Regions from separate parts of the Homo sapiens genome. Here region 1 is linked to region 2. The links are chromatin contacts, found by Hi-C or POLR2A ChIA-PET in ENCODE. All regions are on one chromosome and are shown on one strand. The core of a region is the stretch at or near the end of the contact, and the rest is flanking DNA. Distances in the headings are between cores, read along the strand shown.

What was found. A loop is a pair of places that touch in the nucleus more often than their neighbours do. ChIA-PET counts read pairs that join two places held with the same protein, here RNA polymerase II (POLR2A). Pooled maps may share reads with other maps.
Region 1: POLR2A ChIA-PET joins it to region 2 with 15 read pairs in H1. The contact joins two enhancer-like sites. A Hi-C loop is called at or near these places in 7 of 37 single-sample maps with no recorded cell type and 3 of 50 pooled maps. POLR2A ChIA-PET finds 5 or more read pairs at or near these places in 7 of 52 experiments (BJ, GM12878, H1 and 4 more).

What each region holds. Positions count from the first base shown.
Region 1 is chr1:36,031,872-36,039,124 of GRCh38, reverse strand. AGO3 (argonaute RISC catalytic component 3) reads right to left here. Exons shown (of 19, transcript NM_024852.4): 13 at 4,792-4,951; 14 at 2,858-2,948. Among named protein-coding and RNA genes, the nearest start is that of TEKT2, 49 kb to the left of the region's middle. RefSeq lists an enhancer at 3,633-4,832. Within about 2 kb of position 4,349, at least 4 of the 41 ENCODE cell types and tissues checked have a DNase peak (open chromatin) inside an H3K27ac peak, as active enhancers do.
Region 2 is chr1:35,889,535-35,896,810 of GRCh38, reverse strand. AGO1 (argonaute RISC component 1) reads right to left here. Exons shown (of 19, transcript NM_012199.5): 3 at 4,134-4,254; 4 at 3,533-3,714; 5 at 3,001-3,137; 6 at 2,640-2,774; 7 at 2,409-2,496; 8 at 1,542-1,689. Among named protein-coding and RNA genes, the nearest start is that of AGO1, 10 kb to the right of the region's middle. RefSeq lists enhancers at 1,424-2,623, 2,623-2,672. Within about 2 kb of position 2,595, at least 11 of the 41 ENCODE cell types and tissues checked have a DNase peak (open chromatin) inside an H3K27ac peak, as active enhancers do.

The DNA of each region.
Region 1 (7,253 bases), core at 3,100-5,599, 140 kb before region 2:
CTATAACTAGGCTGAACTATACATTTAACAATTAGATTCTTTGTGTTGTTGGTAGACTTAAAGATTAGTAAGGAAAGAAAAAGACAAAAAGATGTGTATAAGAGAATAAGAGAAAAGAAATAAGAAAAAACAAGGACCAATTCAAACCACTGATTTTTCTTCCTATCTCTTCCACTTTAGCAACCTATCTCAGAAGCCATACTTAAGACTTTAGCTTCATCTTAGAACTGTTACGCTTCATAAATTTTAAAATCAGAATTTTCCCTCTTGGCCTGAATCTATACAGTCTTATTGAGCTGCATTTGTGTTCTGTATCTGGTCCTCAGAGAAGTTAATCTTGGTTTTGAAACTAGCTATATTAATTTCTCTTTCTGTGTCTAATATTGTTATGTCTTTGGAGAAGAGACCTCAAAGCATGAACTTATAACATTATTCTGATCAGAGCCTAGAGCTGGTCACTGCCTCCAGACCCTTTCTTCCAGTTAACCTATACCAAAGTCATGCTTCAAAAATGGAACTTTGACCATTTCTTTCCCTTGAAAGGTATCTCGCTACTTAAGAATAAATCCAGGCCGGGCACGGTAGCTCACGCCTGTAATCCCAGAACTTTGGGAGGCCGAGGTGGGCGAATCACAAGGTCAGGAGATCAAGACCATCCTGGCTAACACAGTGAAACCCCGTCTCTACTAAAAATACAAAAAATTAGCCGGGTGTGTCAGCGTGCACCTGTAGTCCCAGCTACTCAGGAGGCTGAGGCAGGAGGATGGCGTGAACCCGGGAGGCGGAGCTTGCAGTGAGCCAAGATCGCGCCCACTGCATTCCAGCGTGAGCTACAGAGCGAGGCTCTGTCTCAAAAAAAAAAAAAAAAAAAAGAATAAATCCAGACCCTCGGATGGAACAAAATGCCTCACAAAGGCTTCCTAGCCTCATAGCCTGCAGTATACTATGTTCCAATTCCTTGTATTTCTCAACATTCCCAAAACACACCAGGTTCTTGCAACTTAAATGTTGTTACTTCGTTATCATGATAACACCTATTATACTATGTGGCACTCATTACTTACTTAGTTTCTCACACTACTCTCTAAGTTCTTGGAGATAGAAGCCATATAGTGAAAAAGAATCAACCAATAAATTCTATTTACAAGACTTCTGAGAACCACAAAAGAAAGTGGGTATTTGGTAGAAACGGATTTAGTAGAAAAAGACAATGACTACCAGAAGTCCAAAGGAATTAAAATATGCTTAAACCTTTGTGGAAAATGACCCAAAGTAGCAAATCCAAGGAAGTCTTTTGAGTTCCTTTCTTTATCATTTTATCATCTATAAGAACACTTTAATGAATGTTAGAGATGACTCAATACAACCACTGAACATTTAAAGAAAATAATTCATGTATAACATTAAAAATACAAAAGCAAGAGAATTAATAGATAAAAATTAATTTCCTTTACTAATGAAAATAGTTTTGAAATCATGAAGTGGAAATTTAAATATTACTATCATTTTCAGGGATGAATTAGATTTATCAGATTCATAAAACAAGATTTATGTGAAGATTATAATGTATCATAGAAAAAATATTAAATCTTTTTTTTTGTTTTGAGATGGGGTCTCCCTCTGTCACCCAGGCTGGAGTGCAGTGGCATGATTTCAGCTCACTGCAACCTCCGCCTCCCGAGTTCAAGTGATTCTCTTGCCTCAGCCTCCCGAATAGCTGGAATTAAAGGCACCCACCACCACGACAGGCTAATTTCGTATTTTTTATACAGATGGGGTTTCACCATGTTGGTCAGGCTGGTCTTGAACTCCTGACGTCAAGCGATCCACCCCCGCCTCAGCCTCCCAAAGTGCTGGGATTCTAGGCGTGAGCCACCGCGCCTGGCCAATTAAATCTTACAGTTTAATTTCTGAAGTTTATTAAATATGCCTAAAAGATGTTCATATTTTCGAAATGTTGGCTATTTGTTAAAATCAAGTGATTTTCAAAATAGGTAAAATATTATCAAGCTTTCTCAAGTTTATAAGAAATACACTTAAACTGAGACAAAAAGGTTACAAACACAGAGAGCAAAGAAATAACAGGCAGATGTTAAAAACAGGAGTGGCAGTAGTAAAATAAAGAATTTGGCTGGGCACGGTAGCTCACACCTGTAATCTCAGCACTCTGGGAGGCCGAAGCAGGTGGACTGACCGAGATCAGGAGTTCAAGACCAGCCTGGCCAACATGGTGAAGCCCCGTCTCTACTAAAAGTACAAAAAATTAGCCGGGCATGGTGGCAGGTGCCTGTAATCCCAGCTACTCGGGAGGCTGAGGCAGGATAATCGCTTGAACCTGGGAGATGAAGGTTGCAGTGAGCCGAGATTGTGTCATTGCACTCTAGCCTGGGCAACAAGATAACTTTGTCTGAAAAAAATAAATAAAATAAAATAAAATAAAAGAATTCAGGTGCAAAGTATTGACCTGGATGAAGGTGGGAGACATTTTATATATAAAAAATGTAATCCACCAAGCTTATATGTAGTGTATCTTTCTATGACAAAGACATTACTGAAATATACAAACAAACTATTCAAAACAACAAAAAGTAACTAAAAATGCATAATCATGGAGAGGTCAAGTAGACAAATTAAAGTATAATACAGAAGATTTGAATAATATAACTAGCAAACTTGATTTAATAGATACATATGGAACTTCCAAACTCCAAACCAGAGAATAATCATTCTTTTCAAAAACCCAAAGAACATTTATGAAAGTTGGCTACAAAGAAAATATTAAAATTCAAAAAGTTGAAACTGCAAAATTGATACTGGTCTGTCAACCTTAGGTAAGATAAACCTGGCTAACACTCACAGCAGCAATAGAAGGCTTCTTTCCATCACCAGCAGGTGGATGAGTGACATCGGCTCCCAAAAAGATCACTGGTTGCTGGAACACAGAAGGTCTTAAACACATTTTGAAAAAGGGTTAGATATTTCATTTTTTCAGTATCCATTTATCTGTTTCACACAATTGCAACGTAACTTCAAGTTATTGACAGCACAGAGGAAGTCCTATGTAATCCAAATTTTTTTTTTTTTTTTTTTTTGAGACGGAGTCTCGCTCTGTCACCCAGGCTGGAGTGCAGTGGCACGATCTCGGCTCACTGCAAGCTCCACCTCCCAAGTTCATGCCATTCTCCTGCCTTAGCCTCCCAAGTAGCTGGGACTACAGGCGCCCGCCACCACACCCGGCTAATTTTTTGTATTTTTTAGTAGAGATGGGGTTTCACCATGTTAGCCAGGATGGTCTCGATCTCCTGACCCTGTGATCCACCTGCCTTGGCCTCCCAAAGTGCTGGGATTACAGGCGTGAGCCACCGCACCCGGCCAATCCAAAGTTTTATTCACAGCAGAATTTTATCTAAAATAGTGGTGCTGGTGGTTGAAAAGGGCTGTATTAATATTAACAGATGCTAGTATTCTCCAACATGGGCACAAAATTATAAACTTCCTTATGATCCACAAATTTTTATCACTCTTTAAAAAAAGACTTATATTTTAAACCTATGTAATCTCTCAAGGGAAAAAGGAATCATTACACTTCAGACTGGAAGGGATTTTGGGAATCCACTACTCCCACTCCCTGGCCAAAAGTATAAATTTGAGTAACATATATTCAATGGTCATAAAGGAAGCTAGGACTTCCTTTTATTTTACTTTATGTTATTATTGTTTTTTTGAGACAGGGTCTCACTGTGTTGCCCAGGCTGGAGTGCAGTGGCGTAATCACAGTTCACTGCAGCCTTGACTTCCCTGGGCTCAGGTAATCCTCCCACCTCAGCCTCTGGAGTAGCTGGAACGACAGGCACATGCCACCACACATGGCTAATCTTTCTATTTTTTTGTAGAGATAAAGTTTCACCATGTTGGGCTTGTTGATAAAATTCTTTATTTATCTCATTTACGGATCTCATCTCATATTTAACAGGGGTAGAAAGTAGAGATGGCATGGAAAAACAGGAAAAAAAGGACTTTTGTGTCAAACAAACATGGGCCAATTCTTATTCTAATGTTTATTTGTGGTGTACAGTTAACTTTTTTGAGGCCTAATTGCTTCAACTATTAAAAGGGAACTTGTTCAATTCTCTGAAAAATGACCTCTTCCTCAGTGACTTGCACAATAAGCTACCTCCTGTTTCTAGGTCATGTTGTCTCTTACTTCCTAAGAGCTCCAGCTCTAAGAAGGGTGATCTAACAGTAATGTGTTTTCTCACTGACTATAGCAGGAAGGCTGATATGGCTTACTTAATTGACTAATCTGGGCTCCCAGTTCCTTCTCTCCTTCACATTCCAGGTAGGTGAGTAGTCTCATGAAACCAGGTTGAAGATGATTACCAAATAAAGTGAAAATTCTTCAAGCTGGGCTCTCCAGTGAGAAATAAAGCACTGGATACTTTCTGGCTAGGTAAGAGGTACTTTGCATACTAAATGAAAATTTTTGGGGCTTGAGCCTGCTCCCACCCTCTGGAGTGTACTTTCATTTTCAGTAAATCTCTGCTTTTGTTGCTTTGCTTCATTCTTTCCTTAAAAAATAAGATAAAATAAAATTGTGGGGGGCATTTTCACAAGAGAATCTCTGAACCTTGCCAATCCAAATTATTTTTTTACCAAAATGTCTACGAATCTCCCATAGTAGGAATTATTAAGGGGGTCTCTTACACAGCCCTTATAGTAGTTAGATATGGTCATATATAGACAAATGAAGATATAAAAATAATATTTTCATAAGCGATTAGCATATCTTACCTTTGATGAGGTACAAGAATATTATTGATCCCTCCGAGTTTAACATTTATCTTTAGGCACAAGTTTGACAGAGTTTGAGGAGATGTTTTTATTACATTCTTGACTTGAACACATTGTGTAGCCATACCCAAAAGTGTGTCTCCTACACGTTTCACTTCCGCTATGGAATAGATGCAAAACCTCTAGTCAGAAAAAAAGACCTGAAAATAATTTTACATACTGAAAATAAAGCTACTATGTTTCCCCCTTAAAATCCATCATTGTATTACAGGATACCAAAAATTATGCCAATACAGTACTAAGGCGATGCTGTTAAAATTGAAAGTATACTGCTTTGAAGACTAGCTTAAGTATTTAGTGACAATTTTTCTAGTTGTTTTCTTCTTTGTATAAAAAGGTATATTTTTGCCATAGCATAACTGCAATAACTGAAAAGCATAAAGTGAAACATGCACATAATCCCTTGTTATCGTTTTATAGTACTCTCTTCCAATAATTTTCTCATTTATATTATTTTAATGTACTTGTAATCACAGTACACTTACAGCTTTCAATCCTATTCTCTTATCTTTAATTTAAAAATTCAGAGGTATTATAGCGCAAAGAACAAAAGTCCCCTGTTCCTTTCCTCTCCTCTGCCATTATAACCATCATAAATATTTCGGTGTATATAACTTTTTTTTTTTTTTTTGAGAGGATCTCACTCTGTCACCCAGGCTGGAGTGCAGTGGCATGATCATGCATCACTGTAGTCTCGACCTCCTGAGCTAAAGCGATCCTCTTGCCTCAGCCTCCCAAGTGGCTGGAACTACAGGCATGCACCACCACACCAAGCCTTTTTTTTTTTATTTAAGTAGAGATGAGGGAGGTCTCACCATGGTGCCCAGCCTGGTCTCAAACTCCTAAGCTCAAGTGATCCTCCTGCTCCAGCCTCCCAAAGTGTTGGGATTACAGGCAAGAGCCACTGCACCCAGCCATAACTTCTTTTTTTTTTTTTGAGATGGAGTCACATTCTGTCACCCAGGGTAGAGTGCAGTGGCGCGATCTCAGCTCACTGCAACCTCTGCCTCCTGGGTTCAAGCAGTTCTCCTACCTCAGCCTCCCGAGTAGCTGGGATTACAGGTGTGCACCACCTCACCTAGCTAATTTCTGTATTTTTATTTACTTTTTATTTTTTTTGTTTTTATTTTTTATTTTTGAGATAAGAGTTTCGCTCTTGTTGCCCAGGGCTGGAGTGCAACGGCGCAATCTCGGTTCACTGCAACCTCTGCCTTCTGGGTTCAAGTGATTCTCCTGCCTCAGCCTCTTGAAGTAGCTGGGATTACAGGCACCTGCCACCATGCCCTGATAATTTTTTTTTTTTGTATTTTTAGTAGAGATGGAGTTTCACCACATTGGCCAGGCTGGTCTTGAACTCCTGACCTCAGGTGATCCACCCGCCTTGGCCTCCCAAAGTGCTGGGATTACAGGCATGAGCCACTACGCCCAGCCAATTTCTGTATTTTTAGTAGAGATGGGGTCTTGCCATGTTGGCCACGCTGGTTTTGAACGCCTGACCTCAAGTGATCCACCCGTCTTGGCCTCCCAAAGTGCTGGGATTACAGGTGTGAGCCACTGCACCCAGCATAACTTCTTATATATAAAAAACATAGAAAAATGGGTGCAATGTCTCACACCTGTAATCCCAGCACTTTGGTAGGCTGAGGCGGATTGCTTGAGCCCAGGAGTTAGAGACCAGCTTAGGCAACAAATCAAGACCCCATCCCTGCCAAATTTTTTTTTTAATTAGCCAGGCATGATGGTATGTGCTTTTAGTTCTAGCTACTCAGGAGGCTGAGGCAAGAGGATTGCATGGGCCTAGGAGATGGAGGCTGCAGTGAACTATGATCGTGTCATTGCACTCCAGTCTGGGTGACAGAGTGAGACCTTGCCTTAAAAAAAAGGACAAATGACAATACACATTTCTCTAAAGAAGATAAACAGAAAAATGACCCATAAGCACATGAAAAGATGCCCAACGTCTCTAATCATTTAGGAAAATGCAAAATCAAAGACATTATGAGATACCACTTCACACCCATTAGGATGGCTACTATCAAAAAGCCAGAGAATAACAAACATTGGGGCAAGGATGTGGAGAAACTGGAACTCCTGTGCGCTGTTGGTGGGCATGTAAAATGGTGCAGCCACTGTGGAAAACACTGTGGAGGTTCCTCAGAAAATTAAAAATAGAATTACCATATGATGCAGCAATGACACTTATTAGATGTATACCCAGAATAGCTGAAAACAGGGTTGTGAAGAGATATTTGTACACCTATGTTCATAGCAGCATTACTCATGATAGCTAAAGTGTAGAAGCAACCCAAGTGTCCATCAACAGAAGAATAAACAAGATGTGGTGTATACACACACACACACACCCCCCGCCCCCCCACACACACATATACAAACAATGGAAT
Region 2 (7,276 bases), core at 1,346-3,845:
TATTAACCAAGTCAGAGTTCTTGGTTTTGGGGATCTCTTCTCCCTTCAGCCTAACTCCCTCAGGTTAGTTCTGAAATCCTAGAAGCTCACCAGAAGACTAGAGCTTTGGTCTGGGCTATCTGACTTCTGCTGTTGGATAAAAGTAAGAGGGTAGGCCAGGCGTGGCAGCTCATGCCCGTAATCCAGCACTTTGGGAGGCCGAGGCAGGCAGATCACTTGAGGCCAGGAGATCAGTGTGGCCAACATGGCAAAACCCCATCTCTACTAAAAATACAAAAAAAACTTATCTGGGCACGGTGGCGCACACCTGTAATCCTAGCTACTGGAGGCTGAGGCATGAGAATTGCTTGAACCTGGGAGGCTGAGGAGGTTACAGTGAGCCGAGATGGTGCCACTGCACTCCAGCGAGACTCTGTCTCAAAAAAACAAAAAAGAAAAAGAGGGTAGTCTAGTACAGTGCTTCTCCAACGTTAATGTACATTCCCTTTGGATCTTGTTAAAGGACAGATTCTGGCTGGGCACGGTGGCTCACACCTGTAATCCCAGCACTTTGGGAGGCCAAGGTGGGCAGATCACCTGAGGTCAGGAGTTCGAGACCAGCCTGACCAACATGGAGAAACCCCGTCTCTACTAAAAATACAAAATTAGCTGGGTGTGGTGGCGCATGCCTGTAATTCCAACTACTCAGGAGGCTGAGGCAGGAGAATCACTTGAACCCGGGAGGCAGAGGTTGCAGTGAGCCAACATCATGCCATTGCACTCCAGCCTGGGCAACAAGAACGAAACTCCATCTCAAAAAAAAAAAAGATTCTGATTCAGTCGGTATGGGTGGAATCTGAAATCTGCATTTTAAGCAAGCTCTCAGGTAATGCCTATCCTATTGGTACACATGACCACACTTTTTGAGTAGCATTGGACGAGACAATGAAGCAGTAGGCAGTAGTTTCTCATTCAATATTTTGGCTAGTATATACCAAACAAAATATAGCCCAGTGATTCTGTATTTGTATTCTATAACTTAGTGTTAGTTACTATTCCTCCTCTAGTTGCAGAATTCCAAAGGTCTACTGACTTATAAAAGTATGACAATCTTGGGGCTAAAACTTTTTCAAAAGGAACACATTAATCCTTGGAGAAACATGATTTACATTATAGGTAGTATTTATCACCAGTTTGTGAAGAATAAGGTAGACTTATATCTTCAGGTCACTTAGGATCCCAGCTCTAAACAACAGGGGAAGAGAAATTAAGAGAACATGAGTGTGGGTATCTAAAATCTCTGTCCTCTACGAACTAATTACTTATTAAACAGTAAATTCAGCTTGTCTCTGCCTGGCAGCCCTGAAAGAACATGAGAGTAGGATGGGGGATAAGGAAACAACTTAGCAGGTAAGAATGAGGCCTCTATTTCACAGGAGAACTACCTCATACCTTCTCAGAATGTCAGTTTTCCAAACTTCAAAATGAAAGAACAGACATCTGATGATCAGCATGCAGGTATATACAATGCCTATTCCCCAGCCATTACTTGGCAATCTCACCTCTAGGGGAAGGTAGGTATGCTTTTGTTCCTGGCCAACTTGTAGGCAGGGCAGATGGGGATACTTGAGCTGAAGGTTATATTTCTGCTTGAAATACTGTGCCACTGTGCACTCCACAGTCTGTCCACTCTCCAGCTGTAAGGGGAATCTGTTCAGAAGAAGGGAAGGAAGGGGGTGTCATAACCCAGCATTCAGTCCCACTTCTCTAGACCCACAACCATGGAAGCCTCAGATTTTTTCCTTTTTCATTTGGCCCCAATATGATGTGCAGGAAGGAAGTCCCAGACTTTGCTTCATCCTATCCAACTTCTTTGAGCATTGCCACTCATGGGAAAACAGGACATACAGGGCTCCAAGAGAGAAGCCAAAGGTTTGAAAGGCAAGTTCCACAAAAGTCAGAAGTCAGGACACTATCTGACTCATTTATTTCCAATGTTGAGCATAAAGCCTGACACAGAGTAGACACTCATAATAATCAGTATAGCCTAAGGTCAAGAATGGGAATGGAATCAATGACAGCTTCCCCAAGGAGCCCAGGAGCCTCGCTTTCTTTTTTCAAGAGAAAGAATAATTTGAGAGAGATTCTAACATTTGCCTAACCCTAACAGGAATCAGAGAACACACTTGTTCTCAAGTAAGGAACCAAAGAGGCGAGGAGATCAAGAAGGTAAAAATGGTAGGGAGAGTATCAACAGATCAGAGAAGGTTGAGAAAGGATGCCAAATTCCCACAGCTTATCTTCAAAAACAGGGCCAGTCCCCAAGGCTCATTCTCAAGGCCAGTGGGGGAGGGAGGGAGGGAAAGATAGTTTTAAATCTCAGCCCTTCTCCACCAACAAAGTATGACTCAGCACCCCTGCCAACTTACGTCTGATGGCTAGCAGGGCGACGGGTAACATTACACACGCGGTACTTCCTCTTCATCTGTCCACAGTGGGTGACTTCCACCTTCAGGCCTGAGATACACACACTGCTTGTCAGGGCTAAAATAGGTTGCTCATGTGCCCAGGCTTGGTCTCTCCCCTGAGCATACCCCAAGGGGATTTCCTCTTAGGGCTAAAGTGGCGCTGTTTCCCTTCCCCTCCTGTTGGGTCCTCACCCTTGATCTCCTTGGTGAAGCGAACGCGCTGAGAGTCCGTGAGGGGCTTGGGCTGCTCATCTATGTTCCTGATGTCCAGCACCTCACACATGAACTCAATCACTGGCTGTGCCTTATAAAAGGCAGTGGCTGAGACTGTGGGGACAGGGTAAAGATAGCTCAGCTCAGGTTCTGTCTTCCACAATACATGGAGGCACAGCAATTTATACCCTCTTCCTTAAAGGGCATTGGGATGGGGGAAGGGGGTGCCAGGGCTGTAGGAATTAGACTAGGAGTGTGGTTGCAGAGCTGGGAGGGATGAGGCTGGGAGTGTGGTCACTGGACTTGGGGTGCCCCTGGCTCCATAGCTCTCCCCACTCACCATCAATGTTGAGCATCATCTTCCACATGGCAGGGCGCACAGACTGGTGAAAGCCGAACCAGACCTCGCGCCCACCCCCCAGCGGGTGGTAGTAGCCCTCAGGCGGTGAGAAGAAGGAGCGGCCCACAGGGGTGTACCTGGCAGGGACAGGCAGAGAACTGGTCCCTCGGGCACAGGCCCCCACCCTGTGAGGCATCCTGGGCACGGAGGAGCCCTGGCCTGAAAGGCAGGACACCGGGGCTTTAATGCCAGCTCTGATGCTTTACTAGTTGTATGACTGACCTTGTACAAGTTTCTACCTTCTCTCTGCCCTGCAGGGACAGATGGGATGAGGCCCAAAGATATCTAAGAAGTTCAGGGCCAGGGCTTTAAACCATCTAAATATAAATACACATTTGCCTGGCAAGTGGTAGGGCTTCAAATAATTTTTTTTTTTAATGGCACTCTGTGGGACCTTAATATGTGCTCCCCCTCCTCCCCTGACAGCAGTTCTGCCAACACTAGTAGCCCAGATACTAACTACACCCAATACCTCATGGATGCCAGGTGCCTCATGGCCACATCCAGGGCTTGCACAGACTCCAAGGGAACAGGGATCTGGCCGCTGACCAGGGCCTCATGCAGCATTCGCCAGCTCACAATGGCTAGCCACTTGATGGAGACCTTAAAGATTCGATCCTTCCCTTCCCCAGGGATTGTCACCTCAAAGTCGACCTTCAGGAGGGTGAAAGAAAGGGATGAAGGATTGCCATTGCTCTGCGAGAATGACCCCCAACTCCATGGATTTGCTGAGAACATGTTTTTCAAGTTGATAGGGGCTCATAATGAAAATCCAGAGTAAGTCTAGCCCCTTAGGTTCTAGCCACCTTGGCTCAGTGCTTCTGTTCCTCTCAACTACCTCTCAGCCTAGCAGGAAGCCCTTAGGTCTATTTTAAGTCTAATCTCAATCTGTTTAGGACACGGACAGGCACATGATAGACTAAATAAACATCAGCACCTACCCACCCCTCACCCTAAAACATACTTTCTCAGCACAAAAGATGAAAAGGATCTCTGGATCTCCAAAGAGGCTTACATGAGCTTGGTTCTACCCCAGACCCCTGACACAGGCCTAGCCTGACTCCCAACCTTACCCGTTCGTTGCCAATGGGCAGTGCTGTGACAGTGTAAATGTTCTTCTTTCCATCATACACAGGCTTGCGATCACCAAAGATCTGAGGCTTGAAATGCTGGACCATGTATTCCACCACTTCCCTGTGGGGGATAGGAGTGGCCTGTGGAAGCTGAGAGACTACCACCACTTCAAGTTTTGGAAGTAATTCAAAGTCCAGGCAATGTCCCATCTATTATACTCACTCCTAACATCTACTCTATGACAGTGCTTCTCAAACTTTAATATTCCTATGAATCACCTGGAGATTTTATTAAAATGTAGCTTCTGATTCAGCAGGTCTAGAGCGAAGCCTGAAATTCTGCATTTCTAGCATGCTCCTAAGTGACACTGCTGGTCCTCAGATCACCAAGGCTGTAATGGACCTGAAAGAGTGGTGTGAGTGCCTTCTGAGAAGAGGGGGAGGCTAAAGGGAGAAAAGCTTGACTCCAGGGTCTATCAACAATCAGGAATAGGGCTAAGTATGGTGGCTCACACCTGTAATCCCAGTACTTGGGCAGCCAAGGCAGGAGGATCACTTGGGCCTAGGAGCTCAAGGCTAGACTAGGCAACAGAGTGAGACCGTATCTTCTACAAAAAAATAAAATGTTTGTAATTAGCTGGGTATGGTGGCATGTGCCTATAATCCCAGTTGTTTGGGAGGCTGAGGCAGGAGGATCACCTGAGGCTGGGAGTTTGGGGTTACAGTGAGCTATAATCACACCACTGCACTCCGGCCTGGGGGACACAGCGAGACCCTGTCTCAAAAAAAAAACAAAAAACAAAAAAAAAGGATGGCCAGGTGCAGTGGATCATGCCTATAATCCCAGCACTTTGGGAGGCCAAGGCGGGCAATTTGCTTGAGCTCCCAAGGTTGAGACCAGCCTGGGCAACATGGAGAAACTCCATCTCTACAAAAAATACAAAAATTAGTCAGGCAAGGTGGTGTGTGCCTACAGTCCCAGCTACTCAGGAGGCTGAAGCGGGAGGATCACTTGAGCCTGAGAGGCAGAGGTTGCAGTGAGCCGAGATCATGCCACTGCACTCCAGCCTGGACGATAAAGTGAGACTCCGTCTCAAAAAAAAAATAAAAAATAAAAAATAAATTAAAACAAAACAAAACAAAAAAATCAGGAACAGAATCTAGGCTGCTCCAATCTAATCCCAGATCTCTAATCCCAGATCTGATAAGCAAAAAAGGTAGAAGAGATGTGAACTGGAATAAGAATAAACTGTGGAAGAAAAATCTCATCTCTTCCATCTCTCTGAAGCACTTAGTCTCACCACCCTATTTTTTCTCCATTACCATCTCTTACTTCCTGACCTCTGAAACTTAGACCCCAGGGTGTCCATTATTCCTTCAAAATTCCAGTTTATCTGACCAACTGACCTTCACACTTTCTAGATCAAAGTTCTTGACTACTACTGGATAACTCAAAATGGTACATTAGAAGCACTGTGATCATATGGTTTCAATCCCAATTAGGCTTCAGTGCTGCCTAGCAATCTTTTTCATGTCCCTGATTACTTCTATCCCTCCTACACTATGTAGACTATGTAGAACTTTCTCCACTAGCCTCTAACTCCAGACCCCGTACTTGTCTCCTACCAGGAAGCAGCTCTAATATTGAAAAAGGCAGAGGATAGTACGCAAGGCCACCCTCGAGTTTCCAGACATATACACAAACATATTTATATGTGTGTGCATCAATTTTTCTCCTTTCTTCTTATACTCAAAATGCCCCTTCCATACATTATTTTTAAACATACGAAAATATATTCAACTTCACTTATTAGAAAAATATAATTTAAAATTAGACCAAGATCAGAATGCCAAAGATCAAAAAAATCTGAAATATTAGATTGGTGCAGGTATAGGAAGACACACTCTGATGCCTTATTGATGGGAGTATAAGTTGATACAACTTACCTTTAAAAACAAGTTGCAATATCTGAAAACTCTGAAATGTATTAGGCCAACAGTCCCACTCCTAGCAATTTATCCTACAAATATACTCATATGAGTGCAAAAATGAATCTATATATAATAATATTCAACAGTTTCATTTTAGTAGCAGAATTTAGACTCAAATGTTCCTCAATAGATTTATTACATAAGTTATATTACAGCCACTCAACCTATGCAAAAGAATGAGGCAGATCCATATGTGCCGGTATGTAATATCTTCAAAAATATATTGTTAAGTGGAAAAATGCAAAGTATAGAACAATGTATAAAGAACCCTATGTTTTGGGTGTTTAAAAATGTTATATGTGCATATATGCCTGTATATATGTAGAAAAGTATCTGGAAGCATATTCAAGAATGGTAACAATTGGCCGGGCATGATGGGTCATGCCTGTAATCCCAGCACTTTGGAAGGCTGAGGCGGGCAGACTGCTTGAGGTCAGGAGTTTGAGACCAGCCTGGCCAACATAGTGAAACCCTGTCTCTACTAAAAATACAAAAATTAGCCAGGCGTGGTGGTGGGTGCCTGTAATCCCAGCTACTAGGGAGGCTGAGGCAGAAGAATCGCTTGAACCCGGGAGGCAGAGGTTGCAGTGAGCCGAGATCACGCCACTGCACTCTAGCCTGGATGACAGAGTGAAACTCCGTCTCAAAAAAAGAAGAGAATGGTAACAATTGGTCAGGCACGGTGGCTCACGCCTGTAATCCCAGTACTTTGGGAGGCCTAGGTAGGCAGATCATCTGAGGTTAGGAGTTTGAGACCAGCCTGGTCAACATGGTGAAACCCTGTCTCTACTAAAAATACCAAAAAATTATCTGGGTATGGTGGGGAGCACCTATAGTCCCAGCTACTCAGGAGGCTGAGGCAGGAGAATCGTTTGCCTGTCATCCCAGCTACTCGGGAGGCAGAGGCACGAGAATTGCCTGAACCTAGGAGGCAGAGGGTGCAGTGATCTGAGATGGCGCCACTGCACTCCAGCTTGGGCGACAGAGGGAGAAAGAAAAATCTAATTTTTCTTTCTCAAAAAGAAAAAAAGGTAACAATTAATGGTACTGGGGGACTAGAGACCAGGATAGTAAGGAGACATTTTTCACTATTATTCTTTTTGTAATATTTGAATTTTTTAATATTATACATATAGTTTTCAAATAATAAA